Linked DNA regions of Homo sapiens: region 2 is linked to region 1. A link is an interaction called in ENCODE POLR2A ChIA-PET data of the cell type or tissue named here. Cell type or tissue: IMR-90. All regions are shown on one strand. Links, peaks and the distances in the headings refer to the core of each region. The heading gives the core; the rest is flanking DNA.

Region 1 (13,350 bases), core at 6,094-8,593:
TTTTTGAGACAGGGTCTTGCTCTGTCACCTAGGCTGAAGTGCAGTGATACAATCATACCTCACTGCTCATGATCCTCCCACCTCAGCCTCCTGAATAGCCAGGATTACAGGTGTGTGCCACCACTCCAGGTTAATTTTTTATTTTATGTTGCCCTGGCTGGTCTCGAACTCTTGGACTCAAGCAATCTTCCTGCCTCGGCCCTCCCGAAGTGTTGGGGTTAGTGGTGTGAGCCACAGTGCCTGGTCAAACCCATATTTGCTAATGTGTTAAAGTTGCTCAGAAGATATTGGGGAAAATCAGCTTAATGCTAACACTGTTTATACCCAAATACTGGAATAACAGACAATGATGATGGTGATATAAGAAATACATTTTGGCCGGTCACGGTGGCTCACGCCTGTAATCCCAGCACTTTGGGAGGCTGAGGTGGGAGGATCACTTGAGTCCAGGAGTTTGAGACCAGCCTGAAAAACACAGTGAGACCCCATCTCTACAAAATATAAAAATAAATTAGCCAGGCCTGGTGGCATGAACCTGTGGTCCCAGCTACTCAGGAGACTGAGGTGGGAGGATCACTTGAGCCTAGGGGATTGAGGCTGCAGTGAGTTGTGATCATGTCACTACACTCTAGTCTGGATGACAAAGCAAGATACTGTCTCAAAAAAACTAAAATAAATTTTCTTAAAAGTTAAATAGGCCAAGCCTGGTGGCTCACGTCTGTAATCCCAGTACTTTGGGAGGCCGAGGCCGGTGGATCACCTGAGGTCAGGAGTTCGAGACCAGCCTGACCAACACGGAGAAACCCTGTCTCTACTAAAAATACAAAATTAGCTGGGAGTGGTGGTACATGCCTGTAACCCCAGCTACTCGGGAGGCTGAGGCAGGAGAATCGCTTGAACTCGGGAGGCGCAGGTTGAGGTGAGCCGAGATTGCACCATTGCACTCCAGTTTGCGCAACAACAGCAAAACTCTGTCTCAAAAAAAAAAAAAAAGTAAATAAATTAATTTAATTAACGAGAATCCACTTTGGCACTGATAATCCATGGTGGTTTAAGAAACCCCTGCCCACTCTTGGCCAGGCACGGTGGCTCACGCTTGTAATCCCAGCACTCTGGGAGGTCGAGGCGGGCAGATCACGAGGTCAGGAGATCGAGACCATCCTGGCTAATGGGGTGAAAACCTGTCTCTACTAAAAATACAAAAAAAAAAAAAAAAATTAGCTGGGTGTGGTGGTGGGCGCCTGTAGTCCCAGCTACTCGGGAGGCTGAGGCAGGAGAATGGCGGGTGAACCCAGGAGGCGGAGCCTGCAGTGAGCCGAGATTGTGCCACTGCACTCTAGCCTAGGCGACAGAGCGAGACTCCATCTCAAAAAAAAAAAAAGAAACCCCTGCCCACTCCTACAAGTCCCCTGTTCTGTCATAGGCACCACATGCCCACTCCTACAAGTCTCCTGTTCTGTCATAGGCACCACATGAATACTCAAGCACTTGCTTGGAGATTAAGCATGTCTTCTATCAGATCCCTCAAATGAGGGTCTCACTAGGCTGGTAGAGGGGTACAACATGGCAGAATGTAATCTCTGGGTATAGGTAACAGGCCCAATTCTGACTGTGCTCCAAGTCAAACTGAGAAGCCTCTCAGAAATTTTGCCTACCTACAATTTACAACATTCTTCATGTCAGAAATAAGCTGTCATTTGCTTTAGGATCTGAAACTAATTGGAACTGAAATAATCAAACTAGTACTCAAAGGGTCTCAGAAAAGTCACTGGGGACATCCTTTAGCCTCTGTAGGCTCAAAACTATTCCCTGAGGCTTGTGACACACAGGACACCACAAAGGCTGTTCAACATGGCAGCACATGGTCTGTGTCACAGAACTGCAGGTTTCAGAGAATTCAGTGGTGGGAAGATTGCTCTTTGAGAGAGATAAAGGGGTGAATTATATCTGTTTCCTTTCAAATCTGGTATGCCGTGCTAGCTAGAGATCTGCACTGCAAAAATCCTGAACACAAACTAACCAACAAAAGCAGAAAAGACAATTTTAAACACGGAAGTGGAAGGTAAGCACTCTAAAAGACCAGAGACAGCCTCTGAAGCGACCTACCACTGAAAAGTCCCTGTTTAAGGGCCTGTAGGCAAGTTGAGCACAGACAAAACAAAGGTTCAATTACTACCGCTCTTCCAAACCTAGCTGTACTAGATAATCAAGAGCAGAAGTTTCAGAATCAAAGAAAAGGTACTTGATAACTGGCTGGTGCTAGAGATTCTCCCATTCGAACACAGCTATCCTTGCCAGTCAGCCTATCCCAAAGCATCAGCTCTGGAAGTGACTCACTACCGAGGGATGCTATTTCAATAAACAAATCAGCCACCACTCACCTGTTCACTGTAGAGAACCTGGACGTTTTTGATGATGCGACAGTGCTTCTGAAGAATGGCTACTGCCTGAGCCAGAGGCATTCCTGAAATAAAGCAAGACACCTATGTGGTTATTTTGGCTATCCATCTATTGACATCTACCACTTCACTAGGCACTGGTCCCTGCAGTAAAGCCTGGGGATGTTTGGGGGCTACTAAGGTCTACAGATACATGAGTAAATAAGAGTTCAATAAGCAGTAAGAGCTACAATAATGTTAAGCAGCAAGCACTAAGAGAATACTTGGACGGTGCACAGGTGTCCAACTCTTTGAATGCAAGGACTCTTTTGCTTATCTGTGGTGGTGGATATCACAAAAATCATGCATGGGCCGGGCGTGGTGGCTTATGCCTGCAATCCCAGCACTTTCGGAGGCCAAGGTGGGAGGATCACTTGAGGTCAGGCATTTGAAACCAGCCTAGCTAACATGGTAAAACTCTGACTCTACTAAAAAAAAAAAAAAAAAAAAATTAGCCAGGCGAGGTGGCTGCCCTTGTAGTCCCAGCTACCCGGGAGGCTGAGGCAGGAGAAATGCTTGAACCCAGGAGGCGGAGGTTGCAGTGAGCCAAGATCACGCCACTGCACTCGGCCTGGGCAACAGAGCAAAACTCTGTCTATAAAAAAAAAAAAAAAAGATGCGTATGATGCATGGACCCTTTTTACATTTTTATTTTTTTTAAGCTCATTAACTATCATTAGTGTTAGTCTATTTTATGTGTGGCTCAAGACAATTCTTCTTCCAATGTGGCCCAGGGAAGCCAAAAGGTTGGACATGCATGGAAGGGGATGGGAGGCAGTGAATATACAAAAAGTCTTCCTGGAAACAGGGACCTCCACACTGATCTGACACAGACAAGCGCTCAGAGAAAGCAAAGTAAGTATGAATCAAAGAACCAAGCAAGAAAAGCACTGACTGCATAATTCTGCAGACCCAGGTTTTGGTCCTCACTCTGCCATGGCTTAGATATGACCTGAGATAGGTCCTTTCTCTTCCTTTCTGGCACCTGTCTCTGCATCTCTGAAATGAAGGCCTATTAGAGTACATGACTTATAAGGAACAATTTTAAAAGTTTAAAATCAGGACTGGGTGTGGTGGCTCATGCCTGTAATCCCAACACTTTGGGAGGGCAGGGCAGGAGGATCGCCTGAGGCCAGGAATTTAAGACCAGCCTGGGAATATAGTAAGATCCTGTCTCTACAAAAAGTAAAAAAATTAGCTGGGCATGGTGGGATATGCCGGGACTACTCTAGGTCCTGGGGTGGCTAAGGTGAGAGGATTGCTTCGGCCCAGGAGGTTGATCCTGCAGTGAGCCATGATAAGTGCTACTGTGCTCCCGCCTGGGTGACAGACAAGACCCTATCTCAAAAAAAAAAAAAAAAAAAAAAAAAAGTTTAAGATCACTCATCCACCAGAATCAATGAATCAACTTATTTTACCAAGGATTTCACTGGATTTTTACTTAAAATCCCACAAATATCTAGTTCTTTTTATTTTTTATTTAATTTAAAAATAGCGACAAGGGGCCAGGCCCGGTGGCTCACACCTGTAATCCCAGCACTTTGGGAGGCCGAGATGGGCAGATCATCAGGTTAGAAGTTCAAGACCAACCTAGCCAACGTGGTGAAACCCTGTCTCCATTAAAAATGCAAAAATTAGCCAGGCATGGTGGCACACACCTGTAGTCCCAGCTACTCTGGAGGCTGAGGCAGGAGAACTGCTTGAACTCAGGAGGCAGAGGTTGTAGTGAACCGAGATAGCGCCACTGCACTCCAGCCTGGGAGACAGAGCAAGACTCTGTCTCAAAAAAAAAAAAAAAAAAAAAAAGCAACAGGGGCAGGGTACGGTGGCTCATGCCTATTAAAATACAAAAAAATTAGCTAGGCAGCCAGGTGCAGTGGCTCACGTCCGTAATCCCAGCACTTTGGGAGGCCGAGGAGGGCAGATCACGAGGTCAGGAGATCGAGACCATCCTGGCTAACATGGTGAAAGCCCATCTCTACTAAAAAAGAAAAAAAAAAAAAAAAAAAAAAAATTAGCCGGGCGTGGTGGCGGGCGCCTGTAGTCCCATAGTTACTTGGGAGGCTGAGACAGGAGAATGGCATGAACCTGGGAGGTGGAGCTTGCAGGGAGCCAAGATTGCGCCACTGCACTCCAGCCCGGGCTACAGAGCGAGACTCTATCTCAAAAAAAAAAAAAAAAATCAGCCAGGCATGATGGTGTGCCCCTGTCATCCCAGCTACTCAGGAGGCTGAGGTGAAAGGATGGCTTGAGCTTGGGAGGTGGAGGCTGCACTCTGGCCTGGGTGACAGAGCCAGGTGCTGTCTCAGGAGGAAAAAAAAAAAAAAAGCAACAGGGCGAGGCATTCCTGAATATCTCTTTTTTTTTTTTTGAGACGCAGTCTGAAGTCTCGCTCTGTTGTCCAGGCTGGAGTGCAATGGTGCGATTTCCGCTCACTGCAAGCTCCGCCTCCTGGGTTCACGCCATTCTCCTGCCTCAGACCACAGGCTCCCGCCACCACGCCTGGCTAATTTTTTGTATTTTTTAGTAGAGACAGGGTTTCACCATGTAAGCCAGGATGGTCTCGATCTCCTGACCTCGTGATCCACCGCCTCGGCCTCCCAAAGTGCTGGGATTACAGGCATGAGCCACTGTGCCCGGCCTGAATATCTAACTCTTAACACTTGGTTCTTTAACTCATGGCCCATTATAAGCAGATTTACATATGCCTCCAGTTTAAGTAATCCAAATTCCAATGACATCTCCAACAGTCTAAGGACTCACTGAGACCACCAAAAAGTTTGTTTCCAGGCTGGGCGCGGTGGCTCACACCTGTAATCCCAGCACTTTGGGAGGCCGAGGCAGGCGGATCACGAGGTCAGGAGTTTGAGACCAGCCTGGCCGGCTTGGTGAAACCCTGTCTCCACTAAAAATACAAAAAAAAAAAAAAAAAAAAAAATTAGCTGGGCATGGTGGTGTGTGCCTGTAGTCCCAGCTACTCAGGAAGCTGAGTCAGGAGAATTGCTTAAACCTGGCAGGCAGAAGTTGCAGTGAGCTGAGATCGTGCCACTGCGCTCCAACTTTGGCGACAGAGTGACACTCCGTCTCAAAAAAAAAAGTTTGTTTCCAGAGTCCATTATAATTTAAACAAGAAGAAACACACATAGAGACAGGTCCTGGGCAATCAAAAAACAAAGACTCATAGTTTAATGAATACAAAAACAATGTATCTGCTGTTCACCACTCTCTGGATCCCTTGTACCCTGCTCAGAGCTAACCACCCAGTGACTGGTTTTGTTTTGTTTTTTTGAGACACAATCTCACTGTGTCACCCAGGCTGGAGTGTAGTGGTGCAATCTTGGCTCACTGAAACCTCTGTCTCCCAGGCTCAAGAGATACTCCCACCTCAGTCTCCTGAGTAGCTGGGACTACAGGCATGTGCCACCACAACTGGCTAACTTTTAAATTTTTGGTAGAGACTAGGTCTCACTGTGTTGCCCAGACTGGTCTTGAACTCCTGGGCTCATGTAATCCTCCCACCTCCGCTTTCTAAAGTGCTAGAATTACAGGTGTGAGCCACCGCACGTGGCCAATACAGTGACTATTGAATAAATATTTACTGAGTGGGACTGATGGATTGTAGAGTGGGTGACAAGAGAAAGGAAGGAAAAGGGACCATGGCTTCATCCGATGGCAGTCAGTTCACATTTAAATCAGTTGGCCTCCAGGTCAAAGAGATGCGATATGCAAAAAAGAGCTGACAAATGAAGAATTAATTAGAAGGTAAAAAGCTCATGGCTCATCTACATTTAAACAATCTGATTCTACCCTCATCTGAGAGGCCATTCTTCAGTCTGAAGAAAGTTGAAGGCAATCATCACAAGGCTGACTTATAATCTTTAAAAAAGCACTTTTCAGCCTTCCATAGCATAAAACCTGGCCCACAGTAGGGACTCAATAAATGTTTGAGAATATGAACAAGCTGGATGCATCCCTCACCTTTGCCATTCCTAAATGGAGGAACATCTATGCTGTCATTCCCAGGAGGAATGGACAAACATCCACGTGCAGAAGACAGAGAAACTCAGTTAGTTAGATGTCAAGAAAGAGGAAGGCCGCATGGCTTCTCTGATCCACGTGGCACATGCCAGTTTCTTTTTCTTTTTTTCAAAGAGACGGGGTCTTGCTATGCCACCCAGGCTGGCCTCAAACTCCTGAGCTCAAGCTATCCTCCCGTCTCGGCCTCCCAAAATGCTGGGATTATAGACATGAGCCACCGCTCCCAGCCCATGCCAGTTTCTTGAGGGAGGATTCCATTTACCACATCAAAGGATGTCTCAGCATCTTAGGATCTTAGGATCCTGAGTCACCCAGGGAGAAACTCACCCAGAGGAGACGAAGCAGCCATGGTGACTGGTCATCACACAGCTACTGGTAAAGGAGGGCTACGAAAGATCTCTAAAGGGAACTAACTATATGAATGGCAAAGAAACAGGAGCACTATCCCAGCTCTAACAGAATGGTCAGCCTTCTAAACCGCACAAATCTTTGTCTCACAGATCTCAGCACTTGCCTGCTTATAACCTCTCAATGGCTTCCCATTGCAGGCAGATAAAACCCAAACACCATGTCATCACCAAAGGCCCTGAATATTCTGGATCTTACCCATCTATATCTTCTTTCCACTGTTCACCCTTTGTTACTTGCACACGTCAAGCTCCTTCTCACCTCAGGCTTCTGAATTAGCTCTTGTTGCTGCTGGAATCTGGAATGCTCTACCCAAAGCTGCCTCTTGTTCGCACTTTAGGTCTTGGTCACACCTCACTTCCCTCACTGCCTTATTCAATGAAGCCTCTCATACCATTTATTTATCTGTTAGTCTCCCTTATATCCTCACAGAGGTAGGACCTTGTCTGTCTTGTTCACCTCAATACCTCCCAGCACCCAATCACTGTGCCTGGCACAGCTGTAGGTGGTCATGCACATCTGTGAAACAAAGCAATTAGGTAGAACACTTAGGTCCTATACCACGAATCCTGTTGACCACCCTCCTTCTCTTGAACTCCTATTGTCTCTCCACCAATACTACTCTCCTCTAACTTTTCCAAGTCTCTCCAATAGGCTATGTTTCTTCTGCTCATCCCTGGTTCAACTAACCACCCAGTTTCTGACTCATATCTCCATCTGTTTTCTGTATACATCTAAAGGCAAATAAAAGCCAACAGATTAAAAGTGATCTTTTCATCTTCTCTGTATTCTAGGTCTCAATATCTATGTCCAACATCATACAGAGTTTCTCAAGTCAGAAACCTCTAGATTCCTCCTTCTTCCCCACCTCTCCAAATCCAGTTCTTCCTAAACGAAAGCCCACAATACACTTCACTAATACATATCCTTTTTTCCACAGATTTGCACAGATTCCAACACAAAGTATCCTTGATAGTATCCCAGGCAGCTATAACCAAACAGAATTGGGACTCTGGGAAATCCATTTTCTTCTTCTACCAGTACATCATGCTCTAATTATAATACCAAATTGCTTATAGTTCCCTGCACACATCATCTACCTTTTCTCCTGTGGTTTTTTTTTTTTTTCTTCTTTCATTCGACTGGAAGATTTCCAGCTCCTGTTGTTTGGCAGGAAGCCTTCTCTGAACCCCTAGGTCAGGTCAAGTCCCTTCTTCTTCCCCTCCACAGTACCCTATACATCTTCTACTTGATTATAATAAAAGGAACTATTTCTATAATCCCTCTCTATCACTAGACTAAGCTCTTCAGGGAATAAGATCATTTCTTTTTTTTTAAATTTTTATTTATTTATTTTTTATTTAAATAGAGACAGGGTCTCACTATGTTACCTAGGCTGGTCTCAAACTCTTGGCTCAAGTGATCCCCTCACCTCAGCCTCCCAAAGTACAAGCATGAGTCACTGTGCACTGTTTATTTTCAATGTTTGTGAGCAGAGTTCACAGAGGTAGATGATGCCTTCAACACAGTGAGCCTTCAGTCTCTGTGGAACAAGGTAATCTCGGAGAAGGTATTTTCTTCACTGACCCTTTAAATCTACCTTTTTTAGTCCCTTTCAAGACTAATTTCAAAAACAAATTCAGAGACTTGCCTCTGCATCAATACATTCTGCAACTCTCATTGAAAACATTTCAGGGCCCGGCACAAATGCTCATGCCTCCCAGCACTTTGGGAGCCGAGACGGGAGGATCACTTGAAGTCAGGAGTTCGAGACCAGCCTGGTCAACATCGTGAAACCCCATCTCTACTAAAAGTAAAAAATTACCTGGTGTGCGCAAGCCTATAATCGCAAGAGGCAGAAGTTGCAGTGAGCCAAGATCACGCCACTGCACTCCAGCCTGGGCGACAGAGTAAGACTCTGTCTCAAAAAAAAAAAAAAAAGAGGCTGGGTGCGGTGGCTCACGCCTGTAATCCCAGCACTTTGGGAGGCCGAGGTGGGCGGATCACGACGTCAGGAGATCAAGACCATCCTGGCTAACACGGTGAAACCCTGTCTCTGCTAAAAATACAAAAAATTAGCTGGGCGTGGTGGCGGGCGCCTGTAGTCCCAGCTACTTGGGAGGCTGAGGCAGAAGAATGGCATGAACCTGGGAGGTGGAGCTTGCAGTGAGCCAAAATCACGCTACTGCACTCTAGCCTGGGCAACAGAGTGAGACACCGTCTCAAAAAAAAAAAAAAAAGAAAAAGAAAAAAAGAAAACAAAACATTTCAAATCTGCACTGCCTTTACTCCACTGCTGGTCAAATCATCAGTGACATTCATATTCACAGAGATTCTGCTTGGCCTAGGTTTTCCTTTCCCTGTGTTGCTCGCATTTCCCTAATCATCCAACATTATACAACCAGGAAGGCAGCCAAGGAGCTGCCAGGATGCAGCTTCCCATTGTGATGCCAGGCAGATAATTGCATCTGCATTTGCACAGATTCCAATAAGAAACCTGGTGACAAAGTTGAGTCCACTTTCAGAAGGAAAGAGCAGTGGCATGCAGGATATGCCTGTTTGGCGACTTTTGTTTATCATCTCTCTCTCTGAGCCTGTCCCTCACCTGGCAAAAAGAGATAACAACACCTATCTTACAAGCCTGTGGTGGCAAGAGGTAAGTTCTTCCTGGTTCACTAGCCTAGGCATGTAATTCTAAAGCAGATTCCCTTCCGAGACCTATCCCTACCTAACAGCCCCAAATGTAGTTTGGACGTGTTCAGGGTGGGGGAGGAGATTGACAGAGGTGGAAAATGACTTTCCATTTTTAAAGTCTGATAAAGTTAAATTAACACCATCTCTCAGGCAGACACCATGTAAAAATGAATTTTAAGACCCAAGGGAATCATGAAGCCTCTGGGCCAGTCTATGAGCTTCCCCCTAAAATTCAATTCTTGACCCAATATACAGAAATGCCCTTCTCACTGTTTTTGGTTGCTATTTAGACAGTTTGTAAGAACTGTGTAAACCCTTGATTCCTGGGAAACTAGCAGAGCTAGGAGTCAGGGTTAGGGTATCAAAACAACAGCTGAGAGAAGCCTTGCTCTCTCACTCAGTTTTCTGGAAATCCTCATCTCAATTAATATCCTAGTAACTACTTTTTTTTTTTGTCTCCTTGAGACAGGGTCTCTCTCTGTCACCCAGGATCACGCCCAGTGGTGTGATCATGACCCACGGCAGCCTTGACCTCCCAGCCTCAAGTGATCCTTCCATCTCAGCCTCCCGAGTAGTTAAGACTACAGGCCTGGCTTTTTTTTTTTTTTTTTTTTTTGGTAGAAACGAGGTCTCACTATGTTGCCTAGGCTGGTCTTGAACTCCTGGCTTCAAGCTATCCTCCTGTCTCAGCTTCCCAAAGTGTTGGGATTACAGCCATGAGTTACTGCACCCAGTCCCTACCACTGCTTTTGACCAAGGGACTCTGAATACTTGTACCACCAAGAGATCCACAACCTAGTCACACTACTAAGCACAGTTTGAAGCTATGGTTGTGGTTTTTATCCAGCCGTGGGAGGATCTTGCTTGGGTAGAAGCTGTCAAGGAGAGGGGAGGAAAGGAGTTAACCAGAAGCCAAACAGCATTAGCATGGTATCACCAGCCTTCCAACCAAGCTCTTAGTGCTTCACGAGAGAATGGAGCATTTTGTACCAGCTAATATTTTGGAAAGAACTCTGCAGGAGTGGTGTTAAGTTATGAAAGAATTTGGCCAACTCCCCTAAATTAAACCGGCTTTTATGGTTGGGCATGGTGGCTCACACCTGTAATCCTAGCACTTTGGGAGGCCAAGGCGGATCACTTGAAGTCAGGAGTTCGAGACCAGCCTAGCCAACATGGCGAAACCCAATCTCTACTAAAAATACAAAAATTAGCCGGGTGTGGTGGCAGACGCCTGTAATCCCAGCTACTAGTAGGGAGGCTGAGGCAAGAGAATTGCTTGAACCCGGGAGGCAGAGGTTGCAGTGAGCCGATATTGTGCCACTGCACTCCAACCTGGGCAACAGAGTGACTCTGTCTTAAAACAAAACACCAACAACAAAAACTAGCTCTTACAACACACAGGACATATGTAGCCACTAAGCATCAGCAGGGCCTTACCAGCAATCTGTACCACCTGGTTTCTCCAACACACTGTCTCCACAGACATAAGTCTTCCAGAGTCAAGGATAATTTATAATCCAATGGAGCAGCTGATTTAGTCCAGTAGCTCACACTAGAGTGACTAAAGTTCAGGCCTGCACAAACAAACAGCACCAACACCTACCCCACCCCCTTTTCTTAGTGCTGGGACATCAAAGTAAACACACAGGGGTTACTGAATGCAAACATCCTTGTACACATAAAAGTAGTGATGCTGGAAATGGAGAGGGTGAAGGGAGAAGGCTGGGCCAGCAAACCCCAAAACGACCAAACTGCATTTTTTAGAAACTAAATGTTACTTCTCCCTAACTCCTATTTCATCCAACCTTCACCTGTCACAACTGAGGTCTGGGTTTAGGATTACAGCATCCGATACAGACTATATTTCAAAAGAGAGAGAAGCGGGGCCGGGTGCAGTGGCTCACGCCTGTAATCCCAGCACTTTGGGAGGCCGAGGTGGGCGGATCACGAGGTCAGGAATTCGAAACCAGCCAGCCTGGTCAACATGGTGAAACCTCGTCTCTACTAAAAATACAAAAATTAGCCGGGTGTGGTGGCGCGTGCCTGTAATCCTAGCTACTGGGGAGGCTGAGGCAGGAGAATCGCTTAAACCCACGAGGCGTTAAGTTGCAGTGAGCCAAGATCACGCAACAGCACTCCAGCCTGGGCGACAGAGCGAGACTTCGTCTCAAAAAAAAAGAAAAAAAAGAGAGAAGCAAGTCAGCTGTTCCTTTAATACACACAAACTCAACTCCCTTGACCAGAGCCCCAACATCTGATCATGGGTTCCAAGCCTAGGTTTCCCCTCCTAAAAAGGGGAAGGAAGCCACAGCCCAGAAAAGCAGTGGGAGACAGACCACAGGCCACAGTGATGATCAGAGGGGTCAGCCACTTCTCAGCCATTATTTAGTCTGTAAAATGGAAATGGGAATAACAACAGTACCTATCCTCAGGTGCCGGCGAGGGGTACTAGAGAGAATTACGTCCAAAAAGAGCAGGGCCGGGCATTAGGCATTTGGGGAGAGCAAGCTATTATTGTCTTTACTACTACTGTTCCACCGTCCCAGAAGAGACCCTGCTGAGACCCGAGACGAGCAACTGACAGGCAAATCGGGCCAGTTGGAGCGGGTATCTAGTGCCTGGAGCCCAGCGAGCCGAGAGGACGAAAGAGGTGAGGAGCTGCGGGCGCAGGGGCGTGAGAGACTGAGAACAGGTGGGAAGAGCCCAGGAGAAAGCAAGGATCAGCGAATGGGGTCCTGACAGAGGACCCCAAACTCACCCAGCGTGAATTCCCATTGCTCGTTCCCCAGAGAGCGTTCGGGCACTACCTCCAGGTCCAGCATTGGTTCGGCTCGCCTGGCCCGGGCGGCCTCCCTGCGGCAGCGCAGAAGGGACCCGAGCTAAGGAGACAAAGCAGCGGCTGACAGGCCGCCCCCGCCGGCCCGCCACAGCCCCGCTTTCCACCTCCTCCCCGGCGGCAGCGGCAGCAGCACCGGCCCAACACCACACCTCACCTCACTTCACCTCACCTGCAGCAGCCGCGGCAGCGGGGGCAACGACGGCGGCGGGCGCGACTGCAGTAAAAGTGGCGTGCCGGGCCGTAAAGCGCGGGGAGGGCCGGGCGAAGGCGGGAGTGCCAGCGCGAGGGAGGAGCCTGGGGCGGAGCCGCGCACGCGCAAACTGCGGGTCCCGCCGCCGTCTCTGCGGAGGCTGAGTCGGGCAGGGCTGTAACGTTGGGAACTGTTCGGGCTCTAGGAGCAAGGAGCCCAGTACTTCGTGAGCCCCTACATCTGTGCACCACAGCACACACACTTCACATATCTACATAAAGAAGGGTTCACCACACAACACACACGTCACACAGCTGCACAAGACCCGTCTGCTGTCTACACACACGTCCCACTCACGTTCACTGGTAGCAGAAGGCAAGTACAGAGGGCACGCTGAGGCCCAGCAGGAGGGAGGACGCGGAGTCCCTAAGCCTCACGGCCCCCACCGTCTCCGTTGGGGCCGGAGGTGACGCTGGCCGCAGCAGCTTTTAGTTGTTCAGGAATGACGGCCCCACCCAGTCGCCCCTGGGGCAAGGGTCGAACCGTAAGCGAGTGAGGACTGTGGGCGTTAGGGGTCGGAATTGGTTCGGGGAGAGGACTGGGTAGAAGAGGAAGGGGCCAGGCCAGGCCTCCCTGCTGACCACATCCAAATGTGCGCAGTCCCCCGGGACCAGGATCCGAAGCCGCCGGCAGCAGCGTGGACCAAAGCTGTGGGGGTCTTGATCAACCCCTTGGCGCTTTCT
Region 2 (11,530 bases), core at 5,404-7,903, 160 kb after region 1:
AAATGTGAAAGAAAATAAAACAGTGATGATAATAGGACCCACCTCATAGCATTGAAGTGAGGGTACATGTTTGCATGTGTGTGTGAGTGTGTGTGTGAAAACATGAGGCTTGGGACTGGGTGTGGTGGCTCATACCTGTAATCCCAGTGCTTTAGGAGGATGGGGCAGGAAGATCGCTTGAGCCCAGGAGTTTGAGACCAGCCTGGGCAACACAGGGAGACACGTCTCTAGAAAAAATAAAAAAAATTAGCCAGGTGTGATGGTGCATGCCTGTGGTCCCAGCTACTTGGGAGGCTGAGGTGAGAGGATCACTTGAGCCCAGGTTGTCGAGACTGCAGTGAGCTGTGATAATGCCACTGCACTCTAGGCTAGGCTATAGAGCAAGACAAAGAAAGAGAGAAAGAGAGAGAGAGAAGAAAGAAAGGAGAGAGAGAAAGAAGGAGAGAGAGAAAGGAGAGAGAGAAAGAAAAAGAGACAGAAAAAGAGAAAGAAACAAAAAGAGAAAAAAGAAAAATAGAGAGAGAAAGAAAGAGAGAGAGGGAGGGAGGGAGGGAGGGGAGGGGAGAGGAGGGGAGGGGCTTGGAACCAGAACTCATGGAAGCCTGAGGAGAGGAGAGTCTGGGAACCAGAACTGATGGAAGCCTGCTCTTGACCGGGGCGGGGATCTGCAGGGCATCTGTCTCTCTGCTGGCTTAGGAGGCTCCCACCCCCAGGGAGGGCAGGACTCACTTCTGGGCCTCAGTGTCAGGAACATGGCTGGCTGGGAGTAGGCGGTGGGAGGATGGATAGATATTTGCTGGCCCAGTGAAAGACAGAGTGAGGGTTGTGCCTAAACACGATGCCAGATCCTCTTCCGGGGCTCCAGCTGGCACCCAGAGCTGAAGAGACAGGCTTTAGGATGAAACTTCCCTTCTGCCAAAAATAACTAGTGCCAGCTGGGCATTGTGGCACAAGTCTGTAGTCCCAGCTACTCAGGCGGCTGAGGCAGGAGGATTGCTTCAGCCCAGGAGCTTGAGGCCAGCTTGGGCAACATAGCAAGACTCTCTCTCTAAAAAAAAATTCATAAAAAACCATTGCAGCTTCCTGAATCTTCCCCGGCAGCCTGGGGTGGGGTCTCCTTTTCAGAGCTGCCTCCAGACTTTGTCCTTCCCTATTCCACCTTCCTCTTCTTGTTGCCATCACAGCCCTGCCACCCCCCAGCCACACCCCCTTGATCATTTGCTGAAGATTTTAGCACCTGGCTCTGGCATGCTTTCCACCTTCAACACTCACATCAAGGCACCTGGATCTCTTCTCCGCCCACAATCTTACCTTCCATCTTCGGGTATAGATGCTGCCAGGAGAGCTCTCCATCTGCTCCCAAGGCCACGTTTCCCAACTCCCTGCAGCTAGGTCTGCCTTCCCTCCTAGCATTGTGGATGGGCCTACCAGGGCCAGGACTAGGGTGAGACAGGCCAGCAAGGCGCCCAGGGCATAAAAGTTAAAGAGTCACTCACCCCCGGGGTCATACCAGTAGAGGGTCGGCACCTGAGAATGAATGCCTTCTAAATTTTACACTTGCTTGTCTTGCTCTAGTCCCAGCTCTGGGACCTACCCATGGACACTAGACCCTGGTCCCCTCCCACGTCCCCAGGGCTGTCTCTTTGGTAGCAGCATCCCTCCCATCAGCTGCAAACACAGCTTCTGTGTAAATGCCACCATCAAAGCCTGCCTTGACCCACTTTGCCCTCTAGCTATTGCTCCATTCTTCTGTTTTTCCCCTTCCTTCCTTCCTTCCTCTTTCTTTCTCTTTCTTTCTTTCTCTCTTTCTTTTTCTTTCTTTTCTTTCTTTCTTTCTTTTTATTTCCTCTCTTTTCTTTGTCTCTCTTTCTTTTCTTTCTCTTTCTTCTTTCTTTCTTTCTTGCTTTCTTTCCCTCCCCCCCACTTCCTTCCTTCCTTCCTCTCTTTCTTTCTTCCTCTTCTTTTTTGTTTTTTTGGAGACAGGGTCTCACTCTGTCACCCAGGGTAGAGTATAGTGGCATGATCTTGGCTCACTGCAGCCTCAATCTCCTGGGTTTAAGTGATCCTCCCACCTTGGCCTCCCAAGTAGCTGCGACTACAGGTGCATGTGTGCCGTCATGCCTGGTTATTTTTTTACTTTTTGTATGTTTTTTGTAGAGATGGGATCTCCCTATGTTGACCAGGCTGGTCTCGAACTCCTGGGCTCAAGAAATCCTCCTCCCTCCACCTCCCAAAGTGCCAGGATTACAGGCGTGAGCCACCATGCCTGGCCCTTCTGTTCTTATTTCTAGGAAAGCTAGTCATCCACCTTTGCTGTCTCCAGTTTCTCTCCTTCCAGTCTCCACCAGAAGTTGCTCTCGACCTCCACCCAACAGCATGGCCTGTTGTTGATTCAATGTCTCCCATCCAACTCACTGTGGCCCCAGCCATCCTCCCAGCCTCCTGCCTTGGTAGATGCTAACTCTGCCCTTAATTCTCATGTCCTAATTAATACCTGGGTTGTGGGTGCTAAGAGGTCCCCAGCTCCTCCCAGCTCAGAGTCCAGTGACAAAGCTCCTTTACATTAACAGGTCAACTTCTTCCAAATCCCTGGGCTGCTGTCCATGACTACTGGGGGGAACATGCCCATGGATTCCACCATTTACTGTGCTATGGTTCAGAGGTCTTGGCATCGATGATGACTGAGGGAATCATAAAAATGTGAAATGAAGGGCAGGCATGGTGGCTCACACCTGTAATCCCAGCACTTTGGGAGGCTGAGGCAGAAGGATCACTTGAGCTCAGGAGTTCGAGACCAGCCTGGGTAACATAGTGAGACCCTATCTCTACAGATTTTTTTTTTTTTTTAATTCGCTAGGCTGGTGTTGCACGCCTTTAGTTGCAGCTACTTAGGAGGCTGAGGTGGGAGGATTGCCTGAGCCCAGGAAGTCAAGGCTGCAGTGAGCTATGATCGTGCCACTGCACTGCAGCCTGGGTAATAAAGGGAGACTCTGTCTCAAGAAAAAGAAGTGAAAGGAAAAGAAGAGTCATCTCGGGAGCACATTTCTCTGTGTGTGAGGAAATGTTACATATATAGTAAATATAGAGAGATAGAGACACAGAGAGAGAGATAGTCAAAAGCAGAGGCTAAAAGTCCAAGGAACCAATTGCAATGAGGTGCCACTAAACATGCATTTAAAAAAATCAGGGTCAGGTGTGATGGCTCACACCTGTAATCCTAGCAATTTGGGAGGCTCAGACAAGAGGATAGCTTGAGCCCAGGATTTTGAGATTAGCCTGGGCAACATAATGAGATCCCATCTCTACAGTTTTTTTTCTTTTCTTTTTTTTTTTTTTTTTTTTTGAGTCAGAGTCTCGCTCTGTTGCCAGGCTGGAGTGCAGTTGTGCAATCTCAGCTCACTGCAACCTCCACCTCGTGGGTTCAAGCAATTCTCCTGCCTCAGCCTCCAGAGTAGCTGGGACTACAGGTGCACACCACCACGCCCAGCTAATTTTTGTATTTTTAGTAGAGACAGGGTTTCACCATGTTGGCCAGGATGGTCTTGATCTCTTGACCTCGTGATCTGCCTGCCTCAGCCTCCCAAAGTGCTGGGATTACAGGCATGAACCACCACGCCTGGCTACAGAATTTTTAAAAATGCCTGTTTTGCTAGCTACTCAGGAGGCTGAAGTGGGAGGATTCCTTGAGCCCGGGAGTTCAAGTTTACAGCGAGCTATGATCATGCCACTGCACCCTAGCCTTGCTGACAGAGAGACCCTGACTCTATAAAAACGAAAACAAAAACCTGAAAAAATCAGATTTAAGGCCCATAAGACCAAGTTTTAGTGAAGATAGAAAGCATCTGGAACCCTCACAGATGGCTGGTAGGGTTGCAAAAATCATATAGTCATTTTGGAAAACAGTTTGGCATTTTATTTTTTTTAAAAAATCAGCCTAGGTGACAGAGCAAGACTCCGTCACACACACACACAAAATCTATGTATTTGTCGTGTAGTGTAGATATTTATTTATTTATGTATTTTGAGAGTCTTGCTCTGTCGCCCAGGTTGGAGTGCAGTGGTGCAATCTCAGCTCATTGCAACCTGTGCCTCCTAGGTTCAAGCAATTCCTGTGCCTCAGCCTCTGAAGAAGCTGGGATTACAGGCATGCGCCACCATGCCCGGCTAATCTTTGTATTTTTAGTAGAGACGGGGTTTTACCATGTTGGCCAGGCTGGTCTCAAACTCCTGACTTCAGGTGATCCATCTGCCTCGGCCTCCCAAAGTGCTAGGATTACAGGCGTGAGCCACTGCGCCCAGCCTAGTGTAGATCTTTAAATAGGGGGCGTTTTCTTTAAAAGTGAAACACACCCTTGCCATATGACCCAGAATGGCATTATATGGTGAGTGTCCAATCTCAGCTATCTACCCCAAAGAAATGAAAGGTTTGTCTGAAAATGTTCACAGCAGCTTTATAAAAATACCCCAAAAATGGAAGTCACTCAAATGTGCACCCACTGATTGTAGGGAAAAGAAAGAGAGATCAGACTGTTACTGTGTCTGTGTAGAAAGGGAAGATATAAGAAATTTCATTTTGACCTGTACCCTGAACAATTGCTTTGCCCTGAGATGCTGTTAATCTGTAACTTTGCCCCAGCCAATTTGCCCCAACCTCTTTGCCCCAACCTTGAGCTCACAAAAACATGTGTTGTATGGAATCAAGGTTTAAGGGATCTAGGGCTGTGCAGGACGTGCCTTGTTAACAAAATGTTTACAAGCAGTATGCTTGGTAAAAGTCATCACCATTCTCTAGTCTCAATAAACCAGGGGCACAACGCACTGCGAAAAGCTGCTGGGACCTCTGCCTTGGAAAGCCGGGTATTGTCCAAGGTTTCTCCCCGCCTGTGATAGTCTGAAATATGGCCTCTTGGGATGAGAAAGTCCTGACCGTCCCCCAGCCCGACACCCATAAGGGGTCTGTGCTGAGGAGGATTAGTAAAAGAGGAAGGCCTCTTGCAGTTGAGATAAGAGGAAGGCCTCTGTCTCCTGCCTGCCCCTGGGAACGGAATGTCTCGGTATAAAACCCGATTGTACATTTGCTCAATTCTGAGATAGGAAAAAAAACGCCCTGTGGCGGGAGGCAAGACATGTTGGCAGCAATGCTGCTTTGTTATGTTTTACTCCACTGAGATGTTTGGGCAGAGAGAAACATAAATCTGGCCTACGTGCACATCCAGGCATACTACCTCCCCTCGAACTTAATTATGACACAGATTCTTTTGCTCACATGTTTTCTTGCTGACCTTCTCCCCACTATCACCCTGCTCTTCTGCCGCATTCCTCTTGCTGAGATGGTGAAAATAATAATCAATAAAAAGTGAGGGAACTCAGAGACCGGTGCCGGTGCAGGTCCTCCATATGCTGAGCGCCAGTCTCCTGGGCCCACTTTTCTTTCTCTATACTTTGTCTCTGTGTCTTATTTCTTTTCTCAGTCTCTCATCCCACCTGATGAAATATACCCACAGGTGTGGAGGGGCAGGCCACCCCTACACTGATGAATTAATAAAGTTGCGTATATTGGCGAGGCACACCGGCTCACTTCTATAATCCCGGCACTTTGGGAGGCCGAGGCGGGAGGATTGTTTAAGCCCAGGAGTTCAAGACCAGCCTGAGCAACATAGCAAGATCCTGTCTCTAAAGAAAAAGAAAGGGAGTATATTTATACATGGAATACCACTCCACGATAAAAGAAAAGAACTACTGGTTGAATTTCAAAAACACAATTGACAGAAGCCAATCGCAAGTTATTTCATTTATATAATTAGTACTATCATATTAATTTATAATTTGTATTATTTCATTCATATTCTAGAAAATGCAAACTATAGCAACAGAAAGCAACTCGATGGTTGCTTAGGAGCATGGATCAGGACGATTGACTGCAAAAGGGCTTGAGGGAATTTTGGAGTGATAGAAATATTGTAAAACTCCACGTGGTGGTGTTTGCATGTCTTATACATTTACTCAACGTGATCAAACTGCACACTGAAAATGGGTGAGTTTAGGCCAAGCACAGTGGTTCACATCTGCCTGTAATCCTACCAATTTGGGAGGCCTAGATGGAAAGATCACTTGATCCTAGGAGTTGGAGACCAGCTGGGTAACCTAGTGAGACTTCGCCTCTACCAAAAATAAAAAATAAAAAAATTTAAGTTCTCCAGCCATGGTGGCATGTGCCTGTGGTCCTGGCTACTTGGGAGGCTGAGGTGGGGGATGGCTTGAGCCCAGGAGGTGGACGCTGCAGTGAGCTGTGATTGTGCCACTGCATTCCAGCCTAGGTGACAGAACGAGACCTTGCCTCAGAAAAAAAAAAAAAAAAAGGGTGGGGGGAGGTAAATTTAATTGTAAGTTATTTCACTATAAAGCTGTTAAAAAATAACTATTAAGTCTAAACAGTAATCCTGGGAATGTATATTGGGAAACTATATTGTACCTCTGCAGAACTGAAAAACATACAGAGACAGGCATGCAGCCGGTGTTCAATAAATGCTTTCAGAATGTAGTGGAAACATTATGCACCAGTGTTTATTGAAAGGAAAGTCTCCCTGCTCTCTCAAGTTCAAGTCAGCCCAGGTTTAACATTATCCTTGTCTGCCACCTGGTGGCCCAAATGGGCAAAGTGGGTGTCCTGGTCTTTCGCTCCAAACTTCAAAAAGCTGTAGTTGGGCTTAAAGGCCGTGGATGGAAAGAAGGGAGACTTTCGCCCTGGAAATCCGGTGCCCCGAGAGGCAAGTTGGTCAGAGGTAGGGGTATAAGGGGATTATTAGGGTCTATGGGACTAGAATACAGCCTCTTAATGACAGAGGGAATATACTTTGGTGAAACCAAGAGGCCGATTGAACACAATTGGCCACCTTTGCACACTGAGATAAAATATGAGGAGGATTTTTGCGAAGCCAGGAAGGAGAAAAGTTTAGGGACAACAATGAGGTAAGTAGGAAAATAATCATATGGACACACATGGTGAGTTCGGGGATGCTCAGGGGGCTGAAAGGTTGGCAAGGGAATTCTGAAAGGCCAGAGAACATCTCCCTGGGTGGAGAGGCTCCTGGGAGCCAGGGAACAGGAATCTCTTTTCTTAGATATGCCTGGACCTTTGGACCCTCAATCCCACTTCCGGGGCACACCCCACAGGTAAACATCTTCGCGAGTGTGCTACGATCCTGTGAGTAGGGGCCTTACAGTGTCTGTAGAACCACTGAGAAGAAGAGCAACCTTCAGGAGACGGCCACTGAGGAATCGGCTTGGCTTTCCTGGCAACTGTACAGGAGGCCCAGGCTCAGGGGCCTGTGGACAAGCCCAGTCTTGCTTCTTACAAAAATGGGTTGAGTCACCTCTGCAGGACACAGATAGGCGAGGAGGTGGCTTGTTTTTGTTTGTTTGTTTTTGTTTTTGTTTTTAGATTGAGTCTTGCTCTGTCACCCAGGCTGGAGTATAGTGGCACAATCTCAGCTTACTATGATCTCCGCCTCCAGGGTTCAAGCAATTCTCCTGGCTCAGCCTCCCAAGTAGCTGGGATTACAGGGATGTGCCACCACGCTTGGCTAATTTTTGTGTTTAGTAAAGACAGGGTTTCACCTTGTTGGCCAGGCTGGTCTCGAAATCCTGACCTCAGGTGATCCACCTGGCTTGGCCTCCCAAAGTGCTAGGATTACAGGCATGAACCACCGCACCTGGCCTGTAAAGGTGGCTTGTTTTAAATGTCAATGATAGACGACATTTAGTGGGACAAAAGGGGAGTATAGGAACTTTTACATTTTCAGTAGTTGGTGACCTTGGTGGCTGAAATCTGGGAGCTCTAAGTGCTATGGTTTAAATGTTTGTATTGCCTCAAAAATTTGTATGGTGAAACCTAATCCCCAATGTGATGGTGTCAAGAGGTGGGGACTTCAGGAGGTGAAGGGGATTAGTGTCCTTACAAAAGAGGCCAGATGGAGCTTGTTTTCCCTTTCCTCCAGGGGAGCACACAATGAGAGGCTGCCATCTATTAACCAGAGAACAAGTCCTTGCCAGACAGCAAATCTGCTGACACCTTGATCCTGGACTTCTAAGCCTCTATAACTGTAAGCAATACATTTCTGTCACATGAAGGCACCCAGTTTATAACATCAATCTGTAAAATTTTTTTTTAAGTTTTATATCAGTATAGGAAACTTTTTTTTTTGAGACAGGGTCTTGCTGTATTGCCCAGGCTGGAGTGTAGTGGCACAATCACGACTCACTGCAGCTCTGACCTCCCAGGCTCAAGTGATCTGCCCGCCTCAGCCTACTGAGTAACTGAGACTACAGGTGCGTGCCACCACATCCAGCCAATTTTTGAATTTTTTTTTTGTAGAGATGGCGTTTCTCCAAGCTGCCTAGGCTAGCGTCAAAGTCCTGGGCTCAAGTTCAGGAGGCCCACCTCGGCATCCAAAAGTGCGGGGATTATGGGCATGAGCCACCGTGCCTGGCCGAAACCGGTAGTATTTATTTATTTTTTTTTTTGAGACAGACCCTCGCTCTGTCACCCAGACTGGAGTGCAGTAGTGCGATCTTGGCTCACTGCAACCTCCGCTTCCTGAGTTCAAGTGATTCTTGTGTCTCAGCCTCCTGAATATGTAGGATTATAGGTGTGCACCACCAAGCCTAGCTAATTTTTGTATTTTTAGTAGAGACAGGGGTTCACCGTGTTGGCTAGGCTGGTCTCAAACTCTGGGCCAGCTACTCAGCTACTCAGGAGGCTAAGGCAGAAGGAATTCGACGCTGCATGAGCTATGATCCCGCCTTTGCACTCTAGTCTAGGCAACAAAGCAAGACCCAGTCTCCAGAAAAAACATAGTGTGACTGCTGTGGGGATCAGGGAGGGAGGAAGTGATGGAAAATTGCCTAACAGAGAAAATCAGTCCTCTTAATCGATAAAGAATTTCTACAAACAAAGAATATGTCATGTATACAACAGAAAAAGTAGCATAAGAATGTGTTCAGAATAAGCACTACAAATCAGTGTCTCTCAAATAAACGAAGAGATCTTTAAGTCATTCATAGTAAGAGAAATGCACATTGAATTCTCACTGTGATGTCAACCACTCATTTTGTGGTATCCCAACAAGCAAGATAATCAGACGTTACATATTTTCTATCAGAAGTATGCAGCACCACATGTGAAGTGGTCCTCCAAAAAACAAAACAAAATAAAACCTAAAACCCAAATCTGATTATGCCTCTAGAATATAAATACAAGTTTACACAGTAGACAGGGGATAGAAGAACTGTTAAAAGACACCACCCGGATGCAATCAGCAAAACCTAAATGGTGGGATCCTCTCCAGAACAAATAAACTGGTTTCTTCCACATGCAACAAAATTTAGAAAGAAAATTAAAGAGAGGCAGATGGTAAATCTGAAGACTGAAAGAGATTCAAGAAACACATAAAAATGACAGATAATAATAAGTGTTGGTAAGGATATGGAAAACTTGGAACTTTCATACATTGCCAGGGGAAAGGAAAATGGTGCAGCTGCTTTGGAAAACAGTCTGGCAGTTTTTCAGGGGATTAAACATGGAGTTGCCATATGACTCAGCAATTCCACTCCTAACTATAAAGCCAAGACAATTGGTGGGGCATGGAGGCTCACGCCTGTAATCCAAGCACTTTAAGAAGTCAAGGTGGGTGGATCACCTGAGGTCAGGAGTTTGAAACCAGCCTGGCTGACATGGTGAAACCCTATCTCTACTAAAAATACAAAACTTAGCCAGGCGTGGTGGCATGTGCCTGTAATTCTAGCTACTTGGGAGCTGAGGCATGAGGATCCCTTGAACCCAAGAGGCAGAGGTTGCAGTGAGCCTGGGCAACAGAGTGAGACTCCATCTCAAAAAAAAAAAAAAAAGAGAAAAAAGAAATATCTACTTATTTGCAAAGTATGAACGTTATTTGAATCCTGATTTAAAAAAAAACTTGTATTAATACAAGTATCATTTATAAATACTAAAGAACACGACCATATATTTGATTAAATTGAGAACATATTATGTTGTGGAAATACACACATACATATATATGTTCCTTTTCTTTAGTAGGACATGATGAAAACTTTACAGATGATATGATGTCTGGGATTTGTTTCAAATAATGATGCAAGAGAGAGGTGGCCATCCGGAAAACACCAGGTTATATTCAACCTGAGAAAGCTGATTTAAAACAGAAACAAAAACAAGATCTTTGTTATTGCTGAAGACGGACAATGGGTATGTTGGATTTCTTATACTACTGTTTCTACCTCAGACTTGGCTCATCCTTTGGTGCTGTGCAGCCCTTGAGCAGGCTTGACCCTCTCTGTGCCTCAGGGAGGTTCACCTGCTGTTCTTATTCCCACCAGCTCCCACCTGCCTGGCACTTTCCCTTTTGGAACCTCAGGTTCTGCTTCTGTAGGATTTGGGAAATCTGAGCCCAGTTTCATAATAAAAAGTCAGAAAACAGGTCAGTCGCAGTGGGTGACTTTGGTAATCCTAGCACTTTGGGAGGCCGAGGTGGGTGGATCACTTGAGGTTAGGAGTTCGAGACCAGCCTAGCCAACATGGTGAAAGCCTGTCTCTACCAAAATATATAATATATTTGTCAGACACACATATGTTTATAATATAATATAATATACATCTAAATATTGGACTCCGTCTGTTGCCCAGGCTGGAGTGCAGTGGTGTGATTGCAGCTCACTGCAGCCCCCACCTCCTGGGCTTGAGATCCCCCCATCTCAACTTCCCAAGTACTTGGGAACACAGTTGTGTGCCACCATGCCTGAGAGTCCTTTTTTTTTTTTTTTTTTTTTTTTTGGTAGAGACAAGTCTTGTTGCCCAAGCTGGTCTCTAACTCCTAGCCTCATGTGATCCTCCCATCTCTGCCTCACACAGTGCTGGGATAACAGGTGTGAGCCACTGTGTCTGGCCCAAAATATTTCAAAAGGTAGCCATCTGTGAGGCCAGGCAGATCTTCCTGCTGGGCTCCTGGTGAATTCTAGAATGTGATCAAGGGCAGGCATGGGAGGAAGCCCTGCAGGAGTGCACCATGGGGCGAATATGGACTCCACCTGGGCAGATTAAATTGGGAAAGGGTCGGGAGAGGCAGTCAGATCATACACTTAGGAGAGTTTCAGGTGAGAGGACCAAAGGCCAAAACACTCCCGGAGCTTCGAAAAGGGCCTGGAGAAGCCTGGCAGGCACACAGAGCCTTCACCTTTGCCCTGGAAGCCAAGTTGTGCCCTTGCCCAGGATGAGGTAAATGGCGTGAGGGACACCACGAGCTCTTTGGCTCTTGTTTCTGGAGACAGATTTTTGTTTTTTCACCCAGGCTGGAGTGCAATAGTGTGATGAAGGCTCACTGCAGCCTCAACCTCCCCTACTAAAGTGATCTCCCACCTCAGCCTCCCAAGAAGCTGGGACTAGAGGTCACAGGCCACCACAGCCCATTAATTTCTTTTAATTATTTTGTACACTCTGAGTCTATGTTGCCCAGGC

What was found. Peaks named below come from ENCODE experiments on the same cell type or tissue, not always from the same donor. Only the 100,000 strongest peaks of a DNase experiment are listed, where the experiment ranks them.
Region 2: POLR2A ChIA-PET joins it to region 1 with 17 read pairs; 6 of 35 experiments call an interaction of 5 or more read pairs at or near these places.

Annotation. Positions count from the first base shown.
Region 1 is chr16:67,109,226-67,122,575 of GRCh38, reverse strand. PHAF1 (phagophore assembly factor 1) reads right to left here and starts at 12,635. Exons shown (of 16, transcript NM_025187.5): 1 at 12,337-12,635; 2 at 2,382-2,464. The coding sequence starts at 12,400. RefSeq lists a silencer at 12,500-12,759 and enhancers at 12,319-13,060, 13,061-13,350. In IMR-90, for the core only: no CTCF peak of the experiment used is centred there; DNase peaks (open chromatin) are centred at 6,775 and 7,595.
Region 2 is chr16:66,949,375-66,960,904 of GRCh38, reverse strand. It overlaps LOC107984881 (a long non-coding RNA gene), which reads left to right and starts at 6,706. Exons shown (of 4, transcript XR_007065090.1): 1 at 6,706-6,782; 2 at 7,998-8,102; 3 at 10,094-10,264. RefSeq lists enhancers at 3,109-3,158, 3,169-3,218 and silencers at 9,053-9,253, 9,253-9,453, 10,299-10,348. In IMR-90, for the core only: a CTCF peak has its summit at 6,637 (motif pointing left); a DNase peak (open chromatin) is centred at 6,624.